7 separate regions of the Mus musculus genome follow, and all the other regions are linked to region 1. The links are chromatin loops, found by intact Hi-C in ENCODE. Cell type or tissue: heart. All regions are shown on one strand.

The links. Hi-C counts contacts between places; a loop is a spot of excess contacts. Peaks named below come from ENCODE experiments on the same cell type or tissue, not always from the same donor. Only the 100,000 strongest peaks of a DNase experiment are listed, where the experiment ranks them.
Region 2: it touches region 1 in a loop (2.1-fold over the local background); 3 of 42 quality-filtered maps call a loop at or near these places.
Region 3: a loop joins it to region 1, with 2.3 times the contacts of the local background. A loop is called at or near these places in 2 of 42 quality-filtered maps.
Region 4: it touches region 1 in a loop (30-fold over the local background); 15 of 42 quality-filtered maps call a loop at or near these places.
Region 5: it touches region 1 in a loop (4-fold over the local background); 20 of 42 quality-filtered maps call a loop at or near these places.
Region 6: it touches region 1 in a loop (2.1-fold over the local background); 3 of 42 quality-filtered maps call a loop at or near these places.
Region 7: it touches region 1 in a loop (3-fold over the local background); 20 of 42 quality-filtered maps call a loop at or near these places.

The regions. Positions count from the first base shown.
Region 1 is chrX:159,624,789-159,628,788 of GRCm38, reverse strand. It overlaps Sh3kbp1 (SH3-domain kinase binding protein 1), which reads right to left and starts at 1,517. Exons shown (of 18, transcript NM_001135727.2): 1 at 1,098-1,517. The coding sequence starts at 1,101. In heart, CTCF peaks have their summits at 1,308 and 2,446 (motif pointing left); DNase peaks (open chromatin) are centred at 908, 1,268 and 1,598; H3K4me3 peaks cover 2,239 bases; H3K27ac peaks cover 997 bases.
Region 2 is chrX:159,705,862-159,709,861 of GRCm38, reverse strand. The region is part of intron 2 of Sh3kbp1 (SH3-domain kinase binding protein 1); the gene reads right to left. Among named protein-coding and RNA genes, the nearest start is that of Sh3kbp1, 81 kb to the right of the region's middle. In heart, no CTCF peak of the experiment used is centred here; no DNase peak of the experiment used is centred here.
Region 3 is chrX:159,530,827-159,534,826 of GRCm38, reverse strand. It overlaps Bclaf3 (Bclaf1 and Thrap3 family member 3), which reads right to left and starts at 2,159. Exons shown (of 12, transcript NM_001033472.2): 1 at 1,992-2,159. In heart, a CTCF peak has its summit at 2,302 (motif pointing left); DNase peaks (open chromatin) are centred at 1,516 and 2,216; H3K4me3 peaks cover 1,438 bases; H3K27ac peaks cover 712 bases.
Region 4 is chrX:159,747,271-159,751,270 of GRCm38, reverse strand. All of the region lies in intron 2 of Sh3kbp1 (SH3-domain kinase binding protein 1), which reads right to left. Among named protein-coding and RNA genes, the nearest start is that of Sh3kbp1, 120 kb to the right of the region's middle. In heart, no CTCF peak of the experiment used is centred here; no DNase peak of the experiment used is centred here.
Region 5 is chrX:160,115,392-160,119,391 of GRCm38, reverse strand. Map3k15 (mitogen-activated protein kinase kinase kinase 15) reads right to left here. Exons shown (of 29, transcript NM_001163085.4): 21 at 3,342-3,507; 22 at 2,699-2,873; 23 at 1,552-1,737; 24 at 746-851. Among named protein-coding and RNA genes, the nearest start is that of Gm39547, 21 kb to the left of the region's middle. In heart, a CTCF peak has its summit at 2,474 (motif pointing right); no DNase peak of the experiment used is centred here.
Region 6 is chrX:159,838,760-159,842,759 of GRCm38, reverse strand. All of the region lies in intron 6 of Sh3kbp1 (SH3-domain kinase binding protein 1), which reads right to left. Among named protein-coding and RNA genes, the nearest start is that of Map3k15, 150 kb to the left of the region's middle. In heart, no CTCF peak of the experiment used is centred here; a DNase peak (open chromatin) is centred at 2,299.
Region 7 is chrX:159,765,531-159,769,530 of GRCm38, reverse strand. All of the region lies in intron 3 of Sh3kbp1 (SH3-domain kinase binding protein 1), which reads right to left. Among named protein-coding and RNA genes, the nearest start is that of Sh3kbp1, 140 kb to the right of the region's middle. In heart, no CTCF peak of the experiment used is centred here; no DNase peak of the experiment used is centred here.

The sequences.
Region 1 (4,000 bases):
AAAGGGAATTGAACTTCACTAATGAACAACTTACTGGGTTAGCACCCTTTGACTCCTGCCTATTTCTTGCTGGCTAGTGTAAGATCCTATTACCTGCATACAAAAAGTCTCACTTTATAACGATTCATTATAATGTGCAAACTGCTATGCTTGGCCTAGAAACACCCCAAAAATCATATGCTAGAGGCATAACAAGCAAAGGCTGACCAATGAGCAAGGCTAGTACCTAGATAAAGCAAACGTTTACTAGAGACCAGACAGTCACAAGTCCTTTGCTCAGTAAAGTGCCAGTTCCCCTGGGCAGTAAGGTGGTTTCCACACTGTCAGGTCTATAATAAAAAGGATCCTGAAGAGCTAAGGTTAGCTGCCTACATGGAAATTATGCTTGCTAGGTGCATCAAAAACTGGATCACCATTTCCAGTTCCTGGCCCTGCAGACTGAGAGGAGGATATAGGAAGTAGCCTTTGAGTGTAACAGAGTGGAGAGGGGTTCGGCGTGGGGGAAGACAGAGTGAGAGGTGGAGGCACAAGTGGGGAACGCATGAAGAGCTCAGGACCCTGGGACAGCCCGCCATGCCCGGTACTGGGGCGTTTCCTAACCTCCCACCACCGGCATCATCAGGCAGTAAAGACAGTCTAACCCTCTCCCAGAGACCCCGACCTTCAAGGCTCTTCTCAGGCTGGCCCAAGAGCCCTGTACAGGGCCAGAGCCCACCAAATCCTGGTACCCGGGTCCACAGCGCCAGGGAGGGTGCACTTGGGTGGGAGAATGGCAAAGACAAAACTCTCCCCGCCCACCCGAAGAAGCCAACCACACCCCCTGACTCCCTCAACCCAAGCAGCCCCGGAGCTAGCCCCCGCGATTCTCTGCTCAGGCCCCCTCGGGTTCCAGTCCGTGCCGCGCGCGGGCTCCGCAGGGACACTAAAGCAAGTGAGAGTGAATGGGGGTGCGCAAGGCGAGGGAGGGCGCTCTGCGCGATGTCACTCTCCCGGCCCTGCTCCAGGGCGCCCTCCCCGGGTCCGCGGTCCCGGGATGGGCGCGCCAGTCGACCCCTACACACAGATGGGCTGAAGGTTCGAACGGCCCCTGCACTCACCCATTGGCGCCAAGACGAGCCGAGCCGCCGAAGCAGCGTGAAAGTTGGCGGAACCGGGCGTTGGGTTCGGAGCGCCGAGGTCGCGGCGCAGGGATCGGGGGCGCGAGCGTCGGGACGCGGCTGCTGCTGGGCCGGCTTCGTCCTCAGCGGCGGTGGTGGCAGCTCAGCGCCGCCCGCTACTGCCTCTGCTGCTGCTGCCGCTGCTACCCTGGGGCGACTCCTGCTGCTGCTGCTGCTGCATCGCGGCCCCACTGCACCCGGCTGCTCCGGGTTTCCTGCTCTCTGCGAGTGGAAATTGCGAAAAAAAAAAAAAAAGAAGAAGAAGAAGAAAAAAAAAGAAAGAAAGAAAAGAAAAGAAAAGAAAAAAAGCACCGCCCAGCCCAGTGCCCTGCAGCCGCCTCGGAGCCTGCTCTCCCCTCCTCCCCGCCGCGGCGAAGCTCAGCGGCTCCGCCCGCCCGAGAGGCGCGGCCGCCAGGCGGGGGCGGGGTCGAGGGGCGGGGCCCGAGCAGTGTCCAGCCCGACTCTGGGGCTCGTCCTCTGTCTGCGGGGCTCGGCCGCCCCCCTCACCTCTGGCTCTGTCCCGGCTGGAGCTCCGCAGAGGGTCGCCCCCTATCCGCCTAGGCTCGGCTCACGCCCCGGGAAATGCCGCGAGACTCCTCGAGACTGGAGGAGATTTAGGGGGTCCGTGGGGGTGGGGGCGTCGGAGTTGTGGGGCACGTGGAAAAGGTGGATCGAAGGCAGAACCCCGAGAAAGGAGGGCTGGGGGAGGGGAAGCCGGTGGCAGGTGAAGAGCGGGACACCTGCTGTTATTAACAGGTGACACCCCTTCCCTGCGGGGGGGGACATAGAGGAAGAAGGCTGCTAGCAGGGGGCTGTGGGAGGAAGGGGCCTTTGGCTGTGGCTTTGGAGTACTGGCAGACCAGGTGCGAGTTTGGAGCGTAGGAGGTGGTACTGGGCTAGAGGTGCCCAATGAGAAGGGCGCAGTCAGGCTGCTGAGCAGGTCCGCTGCTGGCCACCGCCCCTCCCAGGATTAGACCCTCCTTACACCTGACCCAGTGGTACCCGGACAAGGTGTGGGGCTCTGCTGCCTAGGAATGTTTCTAGGTCCAGAGACAAAGATTGGCTGGTTCTCCATCAGGCATCACTGTGCTCTATTGAGCCTCAAACCCGGATAGACAACAATTTTAAGTGGACACTAAAATGAAAATAGAAATCCATAGGAATTCCTGGGCAACTCAACGAGCTTCTTTTTTGGAGTCTATTCTCCACCACACCTTTCAGCCAAAGAGACTTGCCTGCGACCGCATTCATTGAGCAGTCTGTTGTTTCCTTTCCACTTTCCACCATCTGGTGGTAGGAAGAGATAGTGAGCTAGACTGGAGACAAAATAGGCAACAGGGAAAGTGAGACAAGAGAGAAATTAGATCATTGTCCCCTGCAAATGGAGGCTGGGGACTAGTGAACCCAGAGGTGACAAATAAAAGCTGACCCCATGCCCAATGGAGATCTGCCTTGCGTACCCGGTGAATAATAATAATGCAGCATTATTTGTATATTGGGTCAAAGCCTAAAATTTCTGTAGAAATATGTTGGAGGGTGGAGGGGGTATTTCAGTCATAAGGCTGAGGCATAGAAGATGGTGCTGTTAATGAGTTCTGGCTTAAAGGCTAGCCTGGGACACAGGATGATCCTGATGAGTAAGGGGGAGGGAAGAGGAGAGACTTGCAGGCAGGGCTTTAAAAAGAAGAGTAACAGCAGCATCCTTCTCTAGACACTGGTCATGTGTGTCACAGCAACCTAGACGAATCAAGATACAGAAGGCTCATCCCTACAGTGGCCCTGCTTGTTACGTGCCTTGACGCATCCACATTCTTATTAAGACAATGAAACCTTATGACCCTGTAGTTGACAAACACTGAGACTCAGAGCCTAACTTAACCCGCTGTTAGTAGAACATTCTCCCCTCAACGCAACAAGAACTGTGTCTGAAATTCTGAAAGTGGCTGTCTTGGCTAAGCTCCAGATTATTAGACCATTCTAATTCTCTCTCAAAGACATTCAGACCCCCCCCCCCCAAAAAAAATGGTTAGGCATGTGCTCCATAAGGAAATAGCTGAGCTAGATTTATGGTAGCTTGGCACATGGGTGCTGAAGATTTGTGGTTGCTGACCCTTGTATTCTCAGAGTGATGAGTCAAAATGATGAAGAACCAAGTTCAATTCCCAACAACCTCATGGTGGCTCACAACCACTTGTAACTCCAGTTCCAGGGGATCTGATGCCCTATTTTGATTTCTGTGGGCACTACACAAAGGTAGGGCATACCCAGGTAAAACTCATACAAATAATGTTTTTTTAAAGAAATGAAGTCATTGAACACTGTTGAAGAAATCAGCCAGACTTACCTATACATCACAAAGTCCAGTGAAGCCAATTCCACATCCCGCAAGGGACTCTAGAGAGAACGAGCTTGCTTTCTCTGCTTAACATTAGTCTCAATCTTAGTCTTCAAATTGAATTGCTTTGCCAATCTCGCAAGGATAAAGATAGGTCCCTTGAAGTTTTGAGTCTTGGTCTGTGTTTTGTATGGTCCAGAAAAGGATCTATGATAGCTATACTTTCTGTTTGTTGACTCTAGTAAGTATATAGCAAGCCAAAGTAAAGGAATGGATAGCAAGAGATAGATAGCGGAACATCATCAAATCAGGTACATACAACCTATTTCTAGCAGAAACTGACTCAGGAAGTGGAGGGAATCAGCTAGAGTCCTGGCATCTTTTTCCCATAGCTGGCACTTTTATATCATGGGATAAACAATGGTGATGACCTCTGATGGAAATGGTTCAGCTTCTAGCTGGTCCCAAGGACACAGTGGTTTTACTCTTGGGCTGTTTTCCTGTAGTC
Region 2 (4,000 bases), 81 kb before region 1:
CTTGTTTGTCTTCCTCTCCCTGGGTAATAGAGACACTCCTGAAGCTCAAAAGTCAAAGCCAAATCAGAAAGACTTTTGAATTCTCTCTCTCCTACCACGACTCATTACATGACCTCCTAACTCAGGCCTCAGGCCCTAGGATCCACTGGTACCCTCTCCCCAGGAACCTGATGGACATTTGGGGGGGTGTTGGGGGTCACCAGACCATGACCAAAAGAACAACAGCGATGGTCTTAAGCAAGGCAAAGGAGCCAGCTGCAAGGTAAAATCTATGACACTAAGAGAATATGAAGGCCTTTGGGGCTACCCCTGATATGAGCCCAACAGCAGCACTGGTGGCATCCCATGGGACCCGTCACACGGCTTGCACCTGTGAAAGGCTACCATCAAGAGCCAGGCCAACAAGAACCAGGTGAAAAAAAGAGTAAGACTTGGAAGGTTAGTTTTCTTAGTGGCCCAAGGCTACTAGGCTACCTGAATGGGGATTTTCGATAGTCTGATACGGATTAGCAACTAGGAACAGACAATCCTCCTGTCGGACTCCAAACAGACTTTCTCTCCTGCTTCCCATCTTGTCTCCCTGAAACCCCCTTTAGCGCTTGACACCACAGGCAAGTCAGATCCTACACCAGCCTTGTTCCCAGACTCCTACATCTTTCGGCTGCCTCGGAAACGTTTTCTGCCCTCCAACCCTTCCCCTAACTTCTTTCTGCTGAAAGGGACACTTGCTAGGGCTTCCTGAATGGGGCCCATCTATGCACGGTTATCCCTCAGGGGGAAACACCTCAGCTATAGATCACAACCAGAGAAGGCAAGACAGAGAAAAGTAGAAGAGAAGTCGGCTTCAAACCTTTACAAACTGCTACAAACAGATCTCGGTCAAAATAAGTCCTGTCTGTCTGTCCCTGGGGTGACATGGGGAGAAGAAAAGAAAAAAACTTCCTTTTACCAGAAACAAGAGAACTAAGACCTGGATCTAAATGGGAGGAAGTACTAGACTGCAGAGCAGACTCCCCCCTCATGTCTCCCTCTGGGCTTACAAAGTTGTCAGGCAACAAAAAAAAAAGACTACAAAAGATGCAGACATAACAATCAAAGCAGACTTATGGCCTACTTACACTCTCAGGCAAGTCTGTGGGGCTTGGGGCTTTGGCTGCAGAAAGCTCCATTCTGTGGAGTGGGGAATGGTGACTTCTGGTGGACTGTCTGCACTCCCGGGCAGGAGTGAGTTCCGTGCACTCTGAGAACCGCAAGCCTTTCTGATTCACTTGGCAGCAGAATTATTCTAAGCATCCTGTCCCATAGTCAAGCCTCCTGCCCCTCCCACTACACACTCAGGCTGGTGCGTTTTGTTTTGTTTTGTTTCTTTAATTCTCTGCACTCTCTTACTTCTGTCACAAATCAAGTGAAATGCATTTTTCAAAATTAACCCAATCTCTGGCACAGGAGAGAGGGGAACCTTTACCACTAAAGAGGAGGAAGAGCCAACCCATTAGGAAGAAATGATAATTAACATCAGAAAGAAGCAAGCTGGGGGAACTGCAGTCTGCAGTAAGAGCAAAATGGAGATTATTTGAGACAGCTGAGACACTCCACCCAGGCCTCCAGAAGGAGACATGCACGGAAACAAAGGGCATATGGTGTTTGCTTTCTTCAACATCCGTTCTCATCATTAAGAGCTGCAGCAGCGAATCTCAGTGCATGTGGACAGACCTTACCCTGAAATCAATTCTGAACTACAGCTCATAATCAAATAACCTACCTTTCCGTGTAAAGGCCACCCTTGTTTGTTTTTTTTTAAAGTACACATGAAGCAGAATTTAATAAAGTTCTAATAACTGGCAGAATGTCTATTTGGCTTAGTGATGTGTGAGCTATACTTGAATTTCATATTGTAGCTATAATACTGACATATTCAGAGGGTCTTTTTCCTCAAAGTGGAGGTTCCAATAACTAGGTACAAGTGCTTTTTCTACTATTTGCTGCTAGTTATGTATTACTTAACTAGTTCTACCCTACAACACAAAGATTTCCCTAATGTGACTGAAATGATTTTTCCACCCGTGTTAACACTAACACCCCCCTGGATATTGCCCACACTAGTGACCTATCCTGAGATAAAATTTCATGTACTCAATCACCAGACACTCCTAAATGTGTAAGATCTCAACGGATGACTTCCAGAGACATAAAGCTGGACTTACTTTTAACAATGCTAGCACAGTGTTCTTATTCTCTGACCTGTTGAGACCACTGGTCGCCTAGGATGAGTTGGGAGTGAGTCTAGCTGTCCAAGGATAACAAGTTTAAATTTGATTACCACCTTGCCTCTGCTTAACGTAGAAAGGGCTCCAGTTAAAAAGAAGCGAGGGCCCAAGACTCCAACAGGGTTGCTCAGTAACCCTCCGTGAAGACTGATGGTTGCCCATCCCAGGAGATTCAATTCCCCTTCCCACAGAGCATCTGGGAGTGCAGCAGCCTATTCAATCCTAAACCAAGCATTGATTCCGAGTTCACACACACACACACACACACACACACACACACACACACACAAACCAACTAAGTTTATCTAGTTAGCCTACAGGAACTCTCCACTCCCAGCCCCTCCACATAGGCTATGGATAAAAACAAAGGGCCCAATTACCAATGACAGCCATCTTCTAATCATGTTCAAGCTGGTCCAAGGGAACACAGCTACTTCCAAAACAATGTCATAGAAGAGTGATGGCAAGAAGAAGGGTCTCTCCTTTGTATTATTATTAAAAGAGACTGGGGGGGCATGTACCATCACACACGTGTGGATGTCAGAGAGCAGCTTTATGGAAGCAGCTAACTCCTTCCACCTTTATATGGGTTCCAAGGTTCAAACTCAAGTGATCAAGCTGGGATGGCAAGCACTTTTCCTGTTGAGCTATCTCCTTGGACCCCAAACAGGGGTTTCTGATGCCCCATCAAACTGTAGATCACACTGCCCCAGGGCTCCACCCTCCTCTAGCATCTCAATTATGTAAGAGAAGTGATTTATGTTTAAGACAGTCCGGGACAGGTTTCTGTTGTGTGAAATCTGTAGCATGCTAACAGGGATGGACTGAGAAGTAATGGAGAAACGAAAAATAAAAGTTTACAATTTGTCCAAGAGATTCCTTAAAGTAAATATAACAGTCACTGAAAACATCCCCCTTAATGTTTTACAAAGAGGAATTACAAAGATTGCCTAGAGTTGGGCATGGGAAATGGGGAGGGACCATAAGTGGGCACAAGTAATCCTTTGGTAGGGGGGCTGGAAATGTTTGAGAATTAGATTGTGATGATCATTAGACAACTCCAAATACACTAAAATCCATTGAATGAGGCACTTCAAATGAGTTCACTTTACGGTGTGTAAATTAGTGTAAGTTAGATCCCACAAAGCTGTTTGGAAAGCTATTGGGGATGCAGATATTCAAGCAGTAGAGGACATATGTTGCCAGAACATTTTCTCCAGGCCCTTATGAGAAACCCTTTCTCCAGTCCTTCCCCGATTCCTCTAAATCCCTTACAAGGGCATGAACACTTCCTCTCATCTCCTGCCCCCACTTTTCCTACTTCCTATCTACTGCTGCTGGCTTTCTAGTGCTGAGATAAATGCTATGAGCAAAAGAAAGGTAGGAAAGAGTTCATTTCATCTTACAGCTTCTCTTCCATCATGAAGGAAAGGCAGGACAGGAACTCAACGCAGGAACTGAAGCAGACCCCACGAAGAAATGTTATTACTGGCTTCCTTTCCATGGTTTGTCCAGCTTGTTTTATATACAGCCAGGGACGCCACCACCCACAGTGGGCTGGGCCATCCCACATCAATCATTAATCAAGAAAACATTAGGCTGGGGAAAAGGTTCAGTGGTTAAGGGCACTGGATGCTTTTCTAGAGACTCAGAGTTTGATTCCCAGCAACCACTGTAACTTCAGTTCCAGGGGATCCAACACCCTTTTCTTTTTTTTTTTTAATCATCCCAGA
Region 3 (4,000 bases), 94 kb after region 1:
CAAGAAGAGCAGAGAAATAGATCTTTTTCAGTAGCTCTCTACGTAACTTTTTTTTAAGACAGGAATCTTTTATACCACCTGAAGTTCACCATTTCAGCTTATCTGAATGGTTAGCCAGCCTCAGAAACTCTCCTGTCTGTTTCTTGAGAGCTGGAATTAGAGATAAATACTTTGCTGCTGGCTTTTTATTCAGGTACAAGGGATCTTAACCCCAGTTCTCATGATTCCACAGCAAGTATTACTGACTGGGCCATTTTCCCCAGCTCCAAAAGTTTACATTTAAAATTTTTGTGCTTCAAGATGCTTCTGTGCGCCGGGTGTTGGTGGCCCATGCCTTTAATCCCAGCACAAGGGAGGCACAGGCAGAGGCAGGTGGATTTCTGAGTTCGAGGCCAGCCTGGTCTACAGAGTGAGTTCCAGGACAGCCAGGGCTACACAGAGAAACCCTGTCTCAAAAAAACAAAAAAAAAATGCTTCTGTGCTCTGAAATTTTTACAAGAAAGTAAAACCTGCAGTAAGTAAGACAAAGTATGTGAAATATACTTTCATAAATGTCTCATATGACCCTAAAAGGTAAGACACACATTATAATCCCTTGTTCATTGCTGAGGAAATACCTTAGAAAAAGTTAAGTGATTTGGACAAGGTAATCAGATATAATTCAAGTAAGTCATAACTTCAAACTTTGTTCACTTAGAAAAACCCTTACTAACTTGTTTTATTTTTTTTAGAACACGGAGTAACTGGGAAGCTGAACTGCTATCAATAACCGAGGAAAATAAAACAAACATGACTGGCATGCACCTGCAACCCTGGCATTTAGGGGCCAGAGACCGGGAGTCAGAAACTCAAGGCTATCCTTGGCTACACTGTGAGTTCAAGACCATCCTTTCTTTAAAGACTCCCTTTTTTTAAAAAAAAGGAAGAAAAAAAGAAAGCCTCAACATAAATGAACAAACAAGCCTTTTAAAGTTTTGGACCTGTTCACATCTAGGGAAAAAGAAAAGTTTAAATATGCCAGGCCTGGCCACGCAGGCCTATAATCTACTCAGGATGGAGAGTGGGTACAAAGTTCGAGGACTGCCCAGCCTGACCAATAGAATGAGTTAAACAGCATCCTGTGTTGAGTGAGACTCTATCTCAAAAGGTACATAGCTCTACGGTGGAGTGCTTGCTTGCCATGGGGAAGGGCCTAGCTTTTCTTTCCAGGCTTATAAAAGAAAAGAAAAGTTAAAAAGGTAGCCTGACCGGAAGCCTCGAGGGCCCTATTTTCTCCTGGCCGTTTGGAATGTGTTCCAGAGAAGCAGTCACTCAAGGTGTAACTCAAAAAAAAAAAAAAAAACAAAACAAACAAAAAAAAAAAAGCATATTTCGAGGGCTAAGTTTCTCTAGGGCGGTCCTGACCGGTGGCCCAGTTGACTGAATTCCTCCCAGGGAGGTCTGCGCTAGCTAACTAGCCTTTGACCTTGTCCGCGGAGGATGCGGCTCCCGAGGCCAGAGCATCTTTGGCGGACAAAGCCGGGAGCATCGCTCCGCTCCGGAGGGCTCCGCGTCCTCGGGCTTCAGCCTCCCGGCACCGCCCCCTCCCTGGTCCCCGGGGACCCACGCGGCAGGAGCCTGGCGCCGCCACCTGCCCGCCGCCGTGGGCGGGCAGACCTGGGGGTTGGGGGGGGGGGCGGGCAGGTGCCCGAGCTGGCGGCGGCTCAGGAATAGCACCGGCGGGGACAGCCTCAGAACCCACCCCCCCTCAGGGCAGAGAGCCAAGCGGGCGCGCCAAGGGAGCCTGAGCCTCGAGGGGCGGCAGCCGCTTAGGGAAGGCGCTGGCCCCAGCGTGAACCGGAGAAGGGATGAGGTCCCCGGAGAAGCCAAGTCCGCCCGCAGTCCCGTTCCCGCCCGCCACCGTGAGAACCGCCACTCGTGGGCGAAGGACACACCCTCCCTCCTTCCCAGGCTCGGGCTTCCTCACTCTGCCCACTCCCCGGACCGCTCACCCCTCAGAGAAGTCGTCACCAGAGCCCGTCGCTGTCGCTGTCGCCGTCGCCGAAGCCTCCGCCGCTACAGCCGCCGCCGCTGTTGCTGCTCCCTCACCGCCTCGCCCGTCGCGCAGCTCCCGCCTCCTGCTCCAACCAGCACCCAGCTCTCCCCGCGGGCCGGGACCCGGAACCACTTCCTTCCGGAATGGTCTGGTCCCAACCCCCTCTGGCCCCGCCCACAGTGTCCGCCTCCCGCCCAAACTTGCCTTCAAGGAGGAGAAGCTCGGGTCCAGCCCCGCCCAGACGGCGCCCGCGGGCTCTCTAGCGCCCTCTGCTGGCTGCGCTCTCCCACGGTTCCCTGAGAGACTAAAGTGCGCTCGCGAGTTGATCTGGCTAGAAGGAAGAGAAGCACCCCAGGTGGTGCAAGTCTGGGACTCTGGAGTTGAGGATCGCGGCCTAGAAGTCAGCCCTCAACTTGGTTCCCTTGATCTTCCTGCCTTGTGTGCAGTATCCGCAGATAGAGGCAGAGGTATCGGCCAAGGTTTTTTTTTGTTTTTGTTTTTGTTTTTTTTTTTTTTTGGTTTTCGAGACAGGGTTTCTCTGTATAGTCCTGGCTGTCCTGGAACTCACTTTGTAGACCAGGCTGGCCTCAAACTCAGAAATCTGCCTGCCTCTGCCTCCCGAGTGCTGGGATTAAAGGCATGCGCCACCACTGCCCGGCTAGCGTCTAGCTCTTTATGTGGCCCATCTATATATCTGAGCCTGCTTCTCCTTGACCTCTGTCCCCACCTATTTAATTTGCAACCAATCATCCAACTTTTCACCATTTCCCATAGCCTCAAATGAAGGGTCTGCTTGGAAAACGGGACCTTCTGAGCTTTCCAAATGGGTTAATGGTCCCAATAAATACCAACCCCTCTCTGCTCTCCTCTCTTTTATATTTTCTTATTTTCTTCTCTTTCTCCTTTCTCTCTACCCTCATTTTCCTCCTCTTTTGTGCCTATAGTGCTCTGTTTGTATGTCCATGTATACTTCCCCTGTGTGGGGTGTGGGGGGAGGTCAAAGGGCAACCTCAGGTGTCATTCCTTGAGAAGGATTGTCCACCTTTGTTTAGGGTGACAGGGTTTCTCACTGGCCTGGAACGTTCCAAGTAGGCTAAGCTGGCTGGCTAGCAAGTCCCAGGAATCTGCCTAGCTCTGCCTCCCCACTACTGGAGTTCCAAGCATGTGCCACCATGCCTGTCTCTTTTTACACAAGGTCTAGGGCTCTGACTCAGGTCCTGATCCTTGCAAAGCAAGCACTATAGTAATAAATCTATCTCCCTAGGATCGCCACCCCCCCACCCCCATTTATCACTCTCTGCCTGCTGTATCTAGAGGGAACCCAGGACCGTGCACTCGGTGTGCAAGCATGCTAGCAAGAAGCTCTCATAACACACACAAACACATACACAACTGCAAAAGAAGGATTTGTTAGAGTAGGACCCACATTCGATCCTGGATAATCCAAACAATGACTATTGGCCCCCGGAAGAAGCAAAACTACGTTAGCTATGCAGTCCAAGAAAGCTGGAAGTCTCAGAAGAAGTGGCATCTGTAATTGCCTACAAGCTTCTTAGAGAGTCTCTGTGTGAGTTAGTGTTGAGACGCTAAAGACTCTGGAATCTGGTGGCCACAGAACATGCCGTGGCCATTAGACGTATCTGCTGAAGAAGTATAAAGCTTGCACACGCTGGCTAGGAATCTTCATTTCTCCACCTTTTTTCCTTTGGAGCCCCAGGCCTATTGGGATGTTGCCACCCACATTCAGAACAGCTACATTCCCCCTCAATTGCTCTCCTGCATGTCAATCATCTCTGACAACACCCCCACAGATACACCCAGAAGTGTGTCACTAGGCATCTCAATCTAGTCAGGTTGACAGATCATGACAAACACATTTTAAGCTACCCACAATCCCACTATTCAACTGCCTTACAGGGAATACAAATGATAGGAACTGCTTCTTCAACTTGAGTGTATATCAGA
Region 4 (4,000 bases), 120 kb before region 1:
TATGTATCTGTAGACACCCATACATAAGTAAATATAACAAAATATGAGTGTTTGATATGACAGGATGGTGGGCACATTGGTATTTGGTATTTGTTAGAAACATTTCAACACTGCCCCTCAAAATTACATAATGAAAGCATGTGGATGTTTCATCCCACAATGGCTTTCTCATATTTACAAACTATGCTGCCACTCAGAGAAGCACTTTGACATGCAATTATAAATGTACCAATTTCATTTTCAGCTTAAAGCTAACAAGGAAAGACATTTTGATGCAGCAGGAATACCTACTGTCATGTTTCTATGTCAATCTTCAACTGGGTATTTGTGATATTATATATTTACAGTGTTATCTCCCCCAAATTAACCTGGACAGGAAAATGACAAGATCAGAGAATCTCTTTACCTATAGGATAGGAATGAATGTCATCAAAAGGAGGGGCAGTGCTAGACAAAGATGTAAAGGGCTATTTTTATGTCATGAATAGAGAACACTGTTTCATGATGTTCCAATGACCTATGTGACAGCCAGTATCTTTACGTTTGCCCACAACCGCCAGACATATAGGATGAGTACCACTGTATCAGTGTCAATACTAACTAAGTGTTTGGACATGCTGTAGAAGGCTCTTAATGAATACTTAGCAAATTAATAGCCAATTAACTATATTGTTATGGGCACACCAACCATGGTAAAGATGGCTAAGTTCATCTCCAAACCTGAGAAAACATGAGATCTATGTCATATACACTGAGACATAACTAGAATTCACTGAAGCATCTTCAGTATCTCACTTGACAAGATGCAAATTTTACTTAGGAGTGATAACAAGGTAATATGAATAAGAAACGGGTACAGGGGAAAAATTCCTGAATAGAACAGCAATGACTTGTGCTGTAAGATTGAGAATCGATAAATGGGACCTCATAAAGTTGCAAAGCTTCTGCAAGGCAAAAGACACCGTCAATAAGACAAAAAGACCACCAACAGATTGGGAAAGGATCTTTACCTATCCCAAATCAGATAGGGGACGAATATCCAATATATATAAAGAACTCAAGAAGGTGGACTTCAGAAAATCAAATAACCCCATTAAAAAATGGGGCTCAGAACTGAACAAAGAATTCTCACCTGAGGAATACCGAATGGCAGAGAAGCACCAGAAAAAATGTTCAACATCCTTAATCATCAGGGAAATGCAAATCAAAACAACCCTGAGATTCCACCTCACACCAGTCAGAATGGCTAAGATCAAAAATTCAGGTGACAGCAGATGCTGGCGAGGATGTGGAGAAAGAGGAACACTCCTCCATTGTTGGTGGGATTGCAAGCTTGTACAACCACTCTGGAAATCAGTCTGGCGGTTCCTCAGAAAATTGGACATAGTACTACCGGAGGATCCAGCAATACCTCTCCTGGGCATATATCCACAAGATGTTCTAACCGGTAAGAAGGACACATGCTCCACTATATTCATAGCAGCCTTATTTATAATAGCCAGAAGCTGGAAAGAACCCAGATGCCCCTCAACAGAGGAATGGATACAGAAAATGTGGTACATGTACACAATGGAGTACTACTCAGCTATTAAAAAGAATGAATTTATGAAATTCCTAGAAAAATGGATGGACCTGGAGGGCATCATCCTGAGTGAGGTAGCACAATCACAAAGGAACTCATGCAATATGTACTCACTGATAAGTGGATATTAGCCCAGAAACTTAGAATACCCAAGATATAAGATACAATTTGCTAAACGCATGAATCTCAAGAACGAAGACCAAAGTGTGGACACTTTGCCCCTTCTTAGAACTGGGAACAAAACACCCATGGAAGGAGTTACAGAGACAAAGTTTGGAGCTGTGACAAAAGGATGGACCATCTAGAAAGTGCCATATCCAGGGAGCCATCCCATAATCAGCCTCCAAACGCTGACACCATTGCATACACTAGCAAGATTTTGCTGAAAGGACCCAGATATAGCTGTCTCTTTTGAGGCTATGCCGGGGCCTAGCAAACACAGAAGTGGATGCTCACAGTCAGCTATTGGATGGATCACAGGGCCCCCAATGGAGGAGCTAGAGAAAGTACCCAAGGAGCTAAAGGGATCTGCAACCCTATAGGTGGAACAACATTATGAACTAACCAGTATCCCGGAGCTCGTGTCTCTAGCTGCATATGTATCAAAAAGATGGCCTAGTCGGCCATCACTGCAAAGAGAGGCCCATTGGACTTACAAACTTTATATGCCTCAGTACAGGGGAACACCAGGGCCAAAAAATGGGAGTGGGTGGGAGGGTATGGGGGACTTTTGGGATAGCATTGGAAATATAAATGAGGAAAATACCTAATAAAAAATATTTTTAAAAAAAGAAAGAAAGAAAAAAGAAACCTCCAGTGTCTCATTTTTAAAGCAAATAATAATCCTTTCTTCAACTGTGATCATGGATTTTTTCATTCTTAAAAATTCATCTTAAAAGCACTAAAAGAGAACATGAAGGGAATTGTTTTATAATTCAAATGAGGGAAGACAATTTGACACTCTTATATAGAATCCAGATCCCACAAGACAAAGGGTTGAAAACTGTAAACGCAACACAGCAAAACACAAACAAGAGGAAGTTCATCAACCAAGGCAAAAGACAAACTGGTGAATATTACCTGCTACATAAAGAGAAATCCTTCTCCAGATTAGTAGCAAAGAGATGAATAATCCAACAAAACAGTAAAGAACAGCTCTTTGTGCTAGGGGTCAAAGACTCAAATGTATCAAACGATGCTTAATTGTACTCATAAGAGAAATGGAGATCACACTGGCATGCAGTCAGCAATGTCTGAAGCGTGTTCAGTGCCCAGGAGGACTCACTATTGTTCTCATACCTACAGTTGTAGCCCCTGTCTACTGCATCACAATAATGTTTACATAGAGTCTGCCATTCTCAGGATAGGAGCTGTTTGCATAGAATGCGTCTCAGTGACTAGCACACAGCTGGTATTCCCTTAAAGAACTGGAAATTTGGGAAACTGCAAGTACAAACTTCTCCAGAAGTTGACAGTCTAGACAAGGATAGACACAATTTTAATAACAATGAGATATTTTTAATCTATCAGACTGGCACCAACCAAAAAAAAAAAATTGACAATAGCCTGTTGGCAAGAGTACAGAAAAGGAGTGTCTCTCACACTTCTCAATGAGAACATAAATTAGTATATAAATCACCAGAACTTCTGTGGGAAGCAATGTGGTAATTACCTATCAAACATCTAAATGCCTATGACTTTTGACATGGTATTTCCACTCGGAAGGATTTAAACTACAAGTATACTTTCACATGTGCAACATGACATGCGTACAAGATTACCTGATACAGCATTGTTTAAAGTAGCAAAAGATTAAAGCAACAGAACTATAGTAGACAGGTTGTGACCATGAAGTCTCACAGTGCAATTTTCTCCAGGAATGAGGCCTGCTTGTATTTATCAATAAGGAAACTCGCCAAGACACAGTTCTAGGTCAAGAAGCATAAGAATGCACTCTGACATTTAGATAAATTGGGGCGCACACCTCAATGTGTAATACGGATCCCACATAAAGTAAATTGATACCCAAGGCTTCCTCTAGGGATGGGAACAAGAAAGCCAAGAGACAGATAAAGCATATATTTTTGTCCCTTTTTACTGGTGCCATGTGCCAGTTATTCTGGTATGTGTCTGTCTGTGTTTATCTGTGCATATGCTAGAAGTCAACATTGAGTTTCTATTGCTCGCTCCCTTGTTTTATGAGACAGGCTTTCTTACTGAACCCATGGTGTACTTATTGGTGAGGCTGGCTGACACAGATCTGCCTGTCTCCACTCTACCCCGCTGGGCTAGGAGCTCAGGTCCTACACTTGCAGAACAGGCACCTAGCTGACTCAGCCATCCGCTTTCCAGCCCCTAGTTAGTCGTGTCATCAATACAAAAATTAGTAACTGAAGCAGGGCTACCATTTCTCACCCA
Region 5 (4,000 bases), 490 kb before region 1:
AAATATGGTCCTTCCCAGTTTACACAAGAAGCAACTGACAATGAAGGATGTGCAGGCCAGCAAGCCACGAGTGCTATCAACAGGCCAGTGCTCTGCTTGGTGCCTGTTCCAGGGAGCATTTGAGAGAGTAGACAGAAGTGGCCAGCAAGGATCCAGTGTCAACAGGAAGGGGCAACGACTCGAAAGCCTGCCATCCCCAGCCATAGTACTGCAGGAGAAGCACACTGGGCACCTCATTTCAAAAAGAAAGCCTCACATTGGGCTTGGGGTGCATAGCTCAGAGAGGTACAGCATGTGCTTCCGAACACGAGACCCTGAATTGGCTCCCCAGAATGACCACGCATGCGTATGGATCCATATATAGTAAGAGGTACAGCCATTACAGGATGATTCCAAGGGAAGAAGGAGTTCTGTAATTATCAACTATCTAATAAGCTTGAGAGCATGCACACTGAGGAAGCTGTATGAGCACCAGAGGATCCCTGCCTTCCAACATCGACTCCCTGTTAAGATCAAAAGTATAATCTCTACACAGTCACCATTATGCCTAGGAGGTAGGTAGACAGGGCGCCATGAGATGTTATCACAGACTTTTCGTTCCAGAAAGCTCTATGGGAGCATTTACTTAACTGCAGGGAAGTATAAACCAAATGGAAACAAAGCAACAGCTGTTGGATGCTGAGGATACTCCTGGTCTTTTCGGCAGCCCGAATCCGATCTTGAGTGCAAGAAGGCACTTAATTACCTGGAATGAGAATGGTGACTGCAGCCTGCACAGCTCTGCGAATGATGTTGTCCATTGCAAACATCCAGTGGGGCCTAATTAAGTGGTTTCTCAAAATTCTATTGACCTAAAAAAAAAATCACAAAAGTTCCTATGTCTATTCCATTGTACATTTTTTGTTTTTTGTTTTTTTGGGTTTTTTTTTTTTTTTGAGACAGGGTTTCTCGGTATAGCCCTGGCTGTCCTGGAACTCACTCTGTAAACCCAAGTTCTGGGATTAAAGGCATGTACCACCACTGCCCAGCTCCATTGGACTTTTAAGAAACAGACTTATTCAATTTGCTTCTATTCCCACTGAGATGAATCGTGCTGCGCTGTCCTGGATTTCTGTCTGGTTCATTCTTCTGAATGAATCTTTCTCTAGATGGACCCTAAGTCAAAATGGATTCTAAAAGATGGGATCAGTGTCATCAGGCCCCTTGGTTGTTAATTCAAGGGACATTTATTGAACATCTATGACATGACAGACTGACTATATTGGGAGCATGCAACAAGATAAACCAGATCTGGCTTTATAATTGAAGTAACATACAGGCACAAAAGTATAGCCACTGTGGTGGCCAATGCAAATTCCCATATCCCATGCTCTCTCAGTGGTCAAATGCAATTGGTACACTTCACAAAGTGATGTTATTACTATGTGCTTAATGTTTACAAACTTTGGGATTCAGGCTATTAACAAATGAGAAGGAATGGGTGCTATAGAAGAACAGGGTGAGCTAACTGGTTTGGCTATCATGTTCTCCAGGGCCCGATAGTGCACTCACAGCATCTTGGAACCCAAACAGAATCAGGTGAATCTGGTTGATGGATGAGCTGTCAAAGTCCAGGTCCACCTTTAGTTTTGATATTGTGGCTGCCATCACCCTGTGCTCTGGGGAGCGGATGAAGTCCCTCAGGATTCCAATTATCTGTTTGATGTGGCTAACTGAGAGAAGCAACTCTTCTGAACTCTGAAAATGATACACACACACACACACACACACACACACACACACACACACACACGAAAATCATTTTCATTTGAGTGAGTCGGAGGGAAGGCAGGAATTTCCAAATGCGTTGTGGGAAAGTAGACAGTCCATTTGCTAATGGAATTGTGGAAGCTCCTGAGTAAGGATGCTCCTGAGTCCCATCATACCCTTCCTGGAGGTCTTGGGGATCCTCCCCAAGAGGTGGGTATACAGAAAATGTCAGCACTAAGGCAGCTGGGAATGGTCCTTGCTTCCTGTCTGACCACTCTACAGAGGGCTAGGGAAGGTAGAGCTCATAGCAGGACAATGGCCTCTCTTCAAAGTATCTTCCTGTCTATAACAACGGGAGAGAGAACACTTTGCTACTACTTTGGCCTGCTTCAAACTTGGTTTTCTTCCATAACCATTCTCCCTACAGTGCCTGTTCTCTCCTGAGTGTAGGCTCTAGCACAGTGGGTCTCAACCTTCTTAATGCTGCAACCCTTTAATACAGTTCCTCATGCTGTGGTCCCCCAATCTGAAGACTTTTGTTGCTACTTCATAACTAACTTTGCTACTGTTATGAATTATCCATACCATGTGATATGTGACCCCAAGGGGTTTGCAACTCAATAGGATGAGATCCATTGCTTCAGTGTGTCATATAAGGGGAGAGGGGGAGACCAAGGGAGTGCTAAGCCTCTTAGAGCTTTCAGCTGACATCCAGTTTGCTTTCCACCAGAGGGCAGCACCAGCACACCAATGCCAGGAAGCATTGCAGTAAGCTGAAAACCTCCTTTTTGTCAGGAAAGAGAAGGGTGTTGGGCAATAAGTATAGTAATCACTACAACTATGAGAATGTCCCAGGATGTAGGACACTTTGCTGTCCCGTTTACACCTGTTGGAGAGAGGAACTGGGCAGAGTCGGTAGGATTATCAGATGCCTTTCCGCAGCCTGTACCTGGACCACACACTCTTGCAAGTTGGAAGCCACTTGGTTCTGTTCCTCCCAAAGGATTCTGTAAAGGATGGCTCTGCGCTCACTGTCCTTGCGCAGCAGAAAGAGACCAGGGTCCCTCTCCTCTGGGGGTAAGGCTGTGCTTCGGTCATCTAAGGCTGGGCTTTCATCTGGGACACTGCAGATAAACATCGTCAACAATTTCTGTGTGTCTGGGAAGGGTAGCATGTTGTGCCCTTTGGGGAGACTCCAGAAGAGGAATTGTGGAAAAAGGCTGGTGGGTAAGGTGTGTGGTATCCCCTCTCCCCTTCTTGACTACCCCCTTGGTATCTAGTGGGAGAGAAATAAGGAGATAAGGGGCCCAGAGAGAGGGGAAGAGAAGAGGGAGAGGACAGGGAGGCAGATAGGGTAAGGGGAAGAGGAGACTAGAAAGGGGAAGTGTGGAGGGGGGAGGGGAGAGAGGAAGAACAGGGACAACCAGAGAAGAGAAAGGACAAAAAAAGGACACTGGGTGAAGACAAGTCTCTTTGGTCACCCTGCTTCCCTGCAAAACTCCTTTCTGTAACCCAGCAAGTGTTCTGCTACTGAGGAACAACTGGTATCCTTCAGAGGACTGCCACAGGGGGACAAGAGACAATGACAGTACCTGAGAAGGTGGCTGAGCTGATGTTTGGGCACCTGGACTTTCTCAAAGAATGCATCAGGCTGGGCATCCGAGTCTGGGGAGATTGAGCCATGCTCGCTGCTGCTGCTGCCCACAAGCTCTCCTGATGAAGGCAGAGCCAGAGTACCAGTGCCACTCCGAACACCCTCTGTGGAGAAACAGCCAGAGAGTGGCCAGACCCCCATACAAGGACCTGTTAATCACGGACTCCTCTAATCCACTGCTACACTGTCTAGTAGAAGGATCCTAGTGAAAATGTAGGGTTGAGGCGGGCCTCACAGTAAGGCAGCGACTTGGTGAGCCACACTGTCACAGCCTCTGACTTACCCACTCAACGAAAAGAGGAAAACGTGTTTTCTTTTAGAGGCCAACCTTAGTTTACAGACAGGACTTAACTACATGTAAATGTGTCCTTCCCCAGAAAGCCTGTGTGTCCTTTTAGTAAGGTCAGTATCAACACAGGATGACAGGCCAGAAGCAGCAGGCTCTACATGTGGGAAAGTTACAAAACCCCAGACAAGAGACCTCTTGCCTTCCTCCTCTTCACATTCCTCAAAGAAGTACTTGAAGTACAGGAACGGGATCAACGTGACGCTCCCTGTGTCTGTCAGAAAACAGGTGGACAACTGGCTGGGTTTGTA
Region 6 (4,000 bases), 210 kb before region 1:
AAACAATCTAAACAGTTATCAAGTGAAGTCTAGTTCAATAAATGGTATTTTGTATTCTTCTGATGGTTATTTTTAATGGTTATACCTTAAAAATACGGTGTAGTTATCTAACAGGAAAAAAGTGAGCCATGGCATATTAAATTTTCCAAACAGCAAGTCAGTGCACATGGAGGCAGAGGCAGTCGGATCTCTGTGTGCAAGGCCAGCCTGGTCTACAGAGTGAACTCTAGGACAGGCAGGGCTACAAAGTGAAACCCTGTCTTGGAAAAACCGAACAAAGAAAAACAAAAACAAAAAAATTAAGTTTTCAAGACAGGAAGCATGTACTATACCCCTGTTATTGTAAGAATAGCAAATGATTGTACCCTACATGCATATTCAGGCTCAGAAAAAAAAATCTGGAAAAATACACATAAAAACTGTTAATTATAATTTCTCCAATAAGAGACTAAGAACAGTCTCTAGTTCTTCATATACTTCAACCGTGAGCTAGTATTTTTAACTATTATCAATACTACAAAGAATTCTTGACATGAGAGAAGCAACAGTGCTATTTAGTTTTTGATAGACAGATGGACTCAGAAAGCACTCTCCTACAGTGAGGTAGCTTATCTCCTTAAAAACAAGACAGAAGGGTTAGGGTCAGCAGGTTACCCTAACTTTGTCATCTCTAGGGCCTTGCCAGAGGGCCAGATAAGCTCCCAATGGACTGCAAATTGCTCAGTCTTCCCAGTCAGTACTTTACAACTTAAAGGGCTCTCACCATTTCCTGGGGCTAAGTTAAACAACTAAGTCTGGGTTCTTCCTTTACAAGTCAAAAGGTATAGAAGGACCAGGAAAGAAGAAGAGGGCAATGGAACCACCAAGAACAAAGCATAATGACATAAACATATGAAGAGGCCAAGAGGAAGCCCATTACTTAGCTTTAGGATCTGAGAAAATTAACAACAAATGAACTTAGAAAAATTCCATATAGAAGACCAGACAATTTCAGACAGCTTTCCCTAGTGGATCCTCCCAAGCTACTACAAATTAACTTTATTCTCCTCAATACCTGAAGCTCTCTCATATATCTGGCAGTCTTCCTAAGCAAGCCAACAGATGCTGTTCAAAGAAAACGAAAACTTTCAAAAGACTCTTGTACTCTTAAATAATGTGCTGAGACAACTAGCTTCATTCTTGCCACATTATTTTCCCTTTAAAAGAACGTTTCAAAAAATTTAAGTTAAAGCCAATAGAAAAGATATAAAGGATCATATTTTGCAGACTTCGTCTCTTCCCTAATTTCTTTTTTTTTCTTTCAGTGAGACACACAGGGACACAGAAGACACACAATAATCATAAGCCTTTACTTATCCTGTGGTTTCTTTAGGGAATTTTATTTTGTGTCTGGAAAATAACAGACTTCTGCTTTTAGGAAGACAAATAATAAAGGACTCAGAGAAACATGACCACCTTAGTTTAACTTTTAGAAAAGCAAGTAATCCAAGCTTCCTCTATGTGAGTACACACATATAAATGCTCAGCCCTACAGAAGAAAGCAGGGCTCTTCATCTCTAAAAGCACTACTCACAGTTTCTTCATTCACAAGGAAGACTCCAAATGTTTGTGAACCCCACCCCCGGGGGTGCAATGCTCCACAGCTGGCTTGTTCTGGGGAGATGTTCTTTTCTCCTAAACTAACCTGAAGAGCAAGCTAGATTTGTTGACTGCACAAACATCTGTAATTGCTAAACATCTCTGTGACATGGTGTAACAGTTAGTTACTGCTTGTGCAGACTGCCCATCTAAATTACTCTCTGCTGTATGAGCACATGAAAACTAAGGAACAAAGAAATTGGAAACATCTGTAAAAATTAATGGCCAAATGGACCAAAGCCTTGGGGTGGGATGGGGGGGGGGGCGTCAAAAACAAGCTAGATAGCTCCAGTAGAACATTCGAATTTAGAAAACCACCCTTCCATGGGAAAGGTTCTTTCTGAATACATCCAAGAGTGACCCCCCCTCCGCTGTGGGATTCCAGCTAGCCCAAACATCATCATTTTAACACCCCATGTAAATACAGATCAAGGCCTCTATAAAATGCTATAGATAAGATAAAAATTTAAAGGCTCTATTTCTTCTCTAAAGGAAAAAAGAAAGAAATACCTCTTCTCCCATCTTGCAGCCAGCTTCGTCTCTTCAGTTTGTAAAGGTCCCAGAACTACCCTGAAATCCTCCCACTTCCTTCAAACAGCCAAAGGCGCGGAGCCTGAGGACCCAGCCTAATCCTGAGTCATACTTGGGACCAAATGAGGAATAGGGAGAACAAAGCTTGCATTTGTTTATGGTTCAGGAAGCTGGGGCCGAATCATAGCTTGGGTGGCTTCTCCAGAAGTCCTCCTCCCTCGCCTACATCCCTGCCGTAATATAGGTTGCCTCCCAGTGCCCAAAGGTGTGACCACACACACGGACAAGGAACTAACTGAGAGTATTTGTTGGCAAGACCCAGTGACCACTTGTGTGTGTAGTATCTGTATGTGTGTGTGTGTGTGTGTGTGTGTGTGTGTGTGTGTGTTTTAAATGCCAGAGGGGAAATAAAAAACTATCTTTCAACAGATTATATGCCTGGGGAGTTGGGGATATATAAAATATGGTGTGTTACAAAAAGTACAAACACTTTTACAGAAATAAAATTAGTCATACTACACAAAAATTTAAAAAAAAAAAAACCCTAAAGGGGAAATAGCACTGACTTTATGGCTACGTTCCCCTCGGGATACATCATGTCATCAGAAATATCCCAACAGTCTGGAATGAAGTATTTAAACATCAATCTTGTTCCCCCCTAAATGAGAAACCATATGAATCACCATTTTAATGACTTCAGAGTCCAGTGATAAAGGGTTCAAAACTCTGGAGCCAGAACATGATATAAAGGTTACAAGTAGGTCATTCCCAAGCTATATAATCTTGAACAAATTAAATTTTGTTCACCTTAATTCCCTTATCTATAAAATGGGACTAATGGGACAGCGCATGTGCAAGGTTCTAGGTTCAATTTCAAGAACCGCAAAAGAGTCATCACCGTAGCCACAGACCTACTTGGTTGTCTAGGCGACTAAATGATGTACAGAAGACCAAATGCTTACAGAAGAATCTGGCACACAGGAAGTACCATATTAGCTACTATTACCAGTTCAGGACTTCACAAATCAACAGTATCTTTTTCTTGCCATGTTTCTTGTATTCTTAGACCTTGATGTCCTGTGCAGTTAGTTATGAACCATGGCTAATTTTTAAGTCTTTTAATTAAACTAACTTAAAAATAATATAGTCTGTACTTACTAACTGCCTGCACTGTGGCCAACCCTTTAAATGAGATGCCGCCTCAGTCCTCAAGAAAGGTATAATCTGAGTAAATATGACACAGATCTGTTTATATACTACATACCTAAAACAAAGGTGGGGGCTACTTCTGGGTGTGAATGACAGATGTGATGCAAGTGCTAGGGAATTAGCATTTGGAATGCAGATAAGAAATCACCTTATCAAAACCTAATTAGGATGAGAAAGAACAGACCTGGCTGCCCAGAGGGATTTCAATTCATTTCTTTAGACTCTCCTCCCCCAGTAAAGTACAGCATAACTCCCCATTGGGTTTTCAGAGTGACTTCTTCCAAAAGAGTTTAGAATGGAAAGAAGGCAGAATGAAATAAAACAAGACAAGGAACCTTCCCAGGGGACAAAACTGTCCAAGCTCACCTCAGTCAAGGTGACCAAAGTCAACATTGAAAATGAAGTTACTTTGATATCATGAGCCCTCCGCATCTGATGTCACATGAATGAGCCTCCATCATGAGAAAACCTTCAGACAAATGGCCAATTGAACATTCTACAAAACTCAAAATTGCTAAGGTCACCAAAACAGGAGGAATCTTAGGAGTTAGGGTGATTAAATACAATGCAGAATCCTGAATGACACCCTAAAATTAAAGAAAAGGGACAATGAATAAAAACT
Region 7 (4,000 bases), 140 kb before region 1:
TACCCAGATATATATGCAGGTGTGCATGCTATGAAGTGACTCTCTTTCCTACGCCCTCACTTCCAGCTTCTCATTTTCCTTAGGAAAGATCAGCTCTGGTGATAACCAATACCTTCCACACAACATTGATACCTCCTGTTAACTCTTCCCCTGTCAGTCCATAAAAGCTAGCTCTTCCGGTGAGATCAACATGGGATTTTAAACAGATCAAGGAGAATCTGACACAAAATGCCACATTTTCAGATATCTAGTTAGCTACAGGAAAATTCACATTTGAAAGGAAAAAGGCCTCCTCCTTTCTACCAGCAAAACCGCAGCTTTTGCATAGACCTTAAATAACAGATCACCAGGAAGCCAAATGAGCTCTTCTGGTTTTGCTTTGTGTGTGTTTTCCCCCAAAGGGAAGAACAGAGACCAGCATTAAGCACTCTACCACTGAGCTAAATCCACAAACACTTTTTGTATCCTTTGTTTACAGATTATTTTCAACAAAGAGCCCAAGGCCTTCAAGAGCCATGCCAGCCAGGCATGGTGGTGCATGCTTGGAATCTGGAGACTGAAACAAGGGAATCGCTAGAGAGCCTGAGGTAAGCCTGGGCTACATAAGGAGACATTGTCTCCAAAAATATTTTCCATGCCATTGAGCCTCTGAGCCATGATGTGCTTTCCATGCTAGCGTGTGCATATCTCCACACATATGCACATGCTCTCCCCCTCTCCCAGAGTCTCATGAATCAGTCCAAGGGGTAATTGCTCCATTGGTGTATTATCCCAGGCAGCCAAGATAAATGATGAAGAAATGGAAGCCTTAAAAAAAAATACATTTCCATTTCAGGAAAAGTGACAGGAGAGAGTGGTCACTTGGCCAGATCTGTTTAGGGACCAAAATGACTATTGCTGATACAACAATGAAAAGAAGGCTACACATTAGTTAAATTCTTTGGATAGCTACAGGTAGTAGTCTCAAATGGAGAGCACTTCTGTGTGGCAAACGTGAGGCCCATATTAATGTGAAGGGCATGCAAGTACCACCCATCCACATGCAAAATGAACTCTGAAGGTTTCCATGCGGATCTTTAAAGCAACAGTGTGTCACCAGGGGCAGAGCATTTATTTGGTCCTTCCACTAAGGAAGGCTTTGAGTCAGATCTGTCGGGAGGATTAAATGTACCAGAACAGAACTCACAGAGCAATGTTCTATAAAGTCAGATCCACATATCAGTACAGGGAGCAACCGTCCCCCCCACCCCCATCCTCTCTAGAATCTCATGTGAGACAGATGATCTCACCTCCCAGCATCAGAGCTAGACCTGTTACCAATAACATCCTTAAAACTGTCAGATCCTTGAGCGTTTATCTCTGGAAAGGGTACTAAAGTGCAAATGCATAACCTTAAATAAAGATGGTAAGAAGCAGTTTATCTTTCAGAAGGCAGATGCCAAAGTAGCAGAGCGGCTTAAAAAGATGATTATAAAATACATTTTGTATCAGAAGAGCATAACAATAACAGTAGTAATAGCAAAGGATAAGAAATGCACAAAATACAATAGACACTTACCAAACACTGAATTCATGATAAACTGGAAATAGAAACAAGGACACATAAAGCCAACCAGAAACCCACGGAGTGGCTTCACATTAAGAATGACAAAAGTAAATAAGAGATATACCCCCACCTTGTCCTTTAAAGGGATGTAAGGAATGGACAGTACTCTCTCAACATTTCCCATGTGGCCTGAAGTGCTTGCAGGCAGGGCTGCCTGCTTGTTTTCTAGTCTTTGTACAAGCACCAGGCACTAGATGGGGTGCACAGTTGGCATGCAATAATCACATGTTATAGAGTGTTCACTGGTGTTCATCAAAAAAATTTTTTTAAGGAACAATGTCCAAAATCACAGGCAGGAATGAAGGGAATGCTAAGACACAGCTTCCCTGCCTGACCTGCTAAGAATAGAAGCCAGAAGCCCAGCATAAACCTGGCCTTCACCTAGGTCAGTAAAGGATAGACTACAGCTCGGATATATAATGCGTCACGTGGAGAAAGCTGATCAGGAGTTCCTTCTACAGATGAAACCAAATGATTTTTATTTTGTTTTGGATTCAAGTAGAAAAGAGCATTCCGATGTTCAAAACCAACTGTTCATCTTGGAGAACATATTTGCTTGTAACTGTTAAAACTTCCCTTTTTTTCAATTTTGCTTCTCAACTCACGTTTTGAACATTGAAAAAAATCAACAACAACAACAGCAACAACAATAACAACAAAAACAAAAACATTCCCTTTGTCTATTCACGGTCTATTTTGGGAAAGCCCATCCCCCTTCTGTATGGGCTTAACGACAGAAAAAAAATTTACAAAATAAGAAGTCATATCTGGGCCAAAGGTTTTGTTACCTGTGACCTGAGGTGGAAACAGGGTCCACCTACTTAATATTCTAGAGGCTCAAATGGGCAGCTGATGGCTGCCACGCCAGCTGGGATGCTTGGCTTATTCTCTGAACTCTAGCTGCATCTCCCTTCTTCTCAAACAAACAGCCCAACGAGTCAACCCTGTCAGTGCAAAGATCAGCCTTAGTAGCTGCAAATGCCACAATTAACGCTAGCCGTGTCCTATTATTCATCCCCCGTGCTCCTACCATTTCTCGGGGTTATGAGGGGTCTCCCTTAGACTCTGAATTCTTCTGCCATTGTTCAGGGGGAAGGCAAGCTTACTCCAGATCATCAGGTCCGAAACCCAGTCTGTCTGCAACTGCCACAGAGTGAGGAATATCACAAACTACAGTAACAGCTGCATACAGCTGGGTAAACATCTTCAGCTAAGTCTGTCTCAAGCTCGGGCCCCAGTGACAGGGTTCAAGTTCAGAGTCAGAACCAGATTCAAATGGCCTCTTTCCTCATTAAACCAATTCCAGGCCTGAATCAAATGACCAGGCTCATAGAAAGAAAAGAGCCCTCCCATCTTTAGCTTAGTTAAAAGGGATTTGTGTTTTCTGCTGAATTCTCACAGGGTCCAAGGTGGGATTACAGAGTAGATTCATATACCTGGGGAAAGATCCCACGCATTAGCAAATCAAAACAGACTATCAAACCCGAAGAAAGAGTTCCTCTTTTGATCATAGCTATGAAGAGATACTGACAGACTGCAACATCCTAAAGGTTTTAAGAACAAAGCTTGCTGGAAACAAAAGGGGAGGGGTGGACTTCAATAACTTAAGTCCAAAAGCTTGAAAAATTTACACAGAAGTTTAGGAGGAACTAGAGTGATCCCTCACAGATTTAGCCTCAGATCTTTGTGTTGGGGGGGGGCATTTTGTTTTTGTTTTTCATTGATTTTTGGGTGGGAAAGAAACGTAGCTTTTGAGATCAGTACAATGAACTATTTATCTGGCCTGACAAGGCCAGTCAGTCTCCACCACACACACTGTTTATTATAAGGAGGAGCAAAATAGTGTTAGTCTTGATGGGATGGGGGAGGACCAAACAGCACCCATCCTGGTACACAATGCCTCCCTTCAGCTGGGAACTGATGTTTGGCCCAGGTGACCCCAGAGGTCAGTGTGAAGTCTGGAACAGAATGGAGATGAGCTGTAATGGCCTTCCTAGTTACAGGGTGCCTTTGCCTGTTCAGGTCTCATAGTTACTGGCATTTAGCATGGAAAAGCCCCAACTATAAAAGTTTTGTCTTAAATTATCTGTAGGGCTAAGGTAGAAGGCTTTAAAAAGTCAAATAAACTATACCCTTGGAATTCATTTTTCTAGTGAACAAGAGATTTCATTTGGGGATCTCAAAGGCCAGAGTTGCGGTTCTAAAGAAACAAGTATCTGCAAAGTTCTATTCTTTTAGTTGAGGTAATTTCACTGAAGCCATACAGATAATTACCTTCATTCTTTGCTTTAATTATTTCTTTATCTTGTAAAATTAATTATGCTAAGTCCCATACTGACTTGATAAAATACCAGGGGTGACCAGAAAAACCTGACTTAGTAGTCACTCTGCATG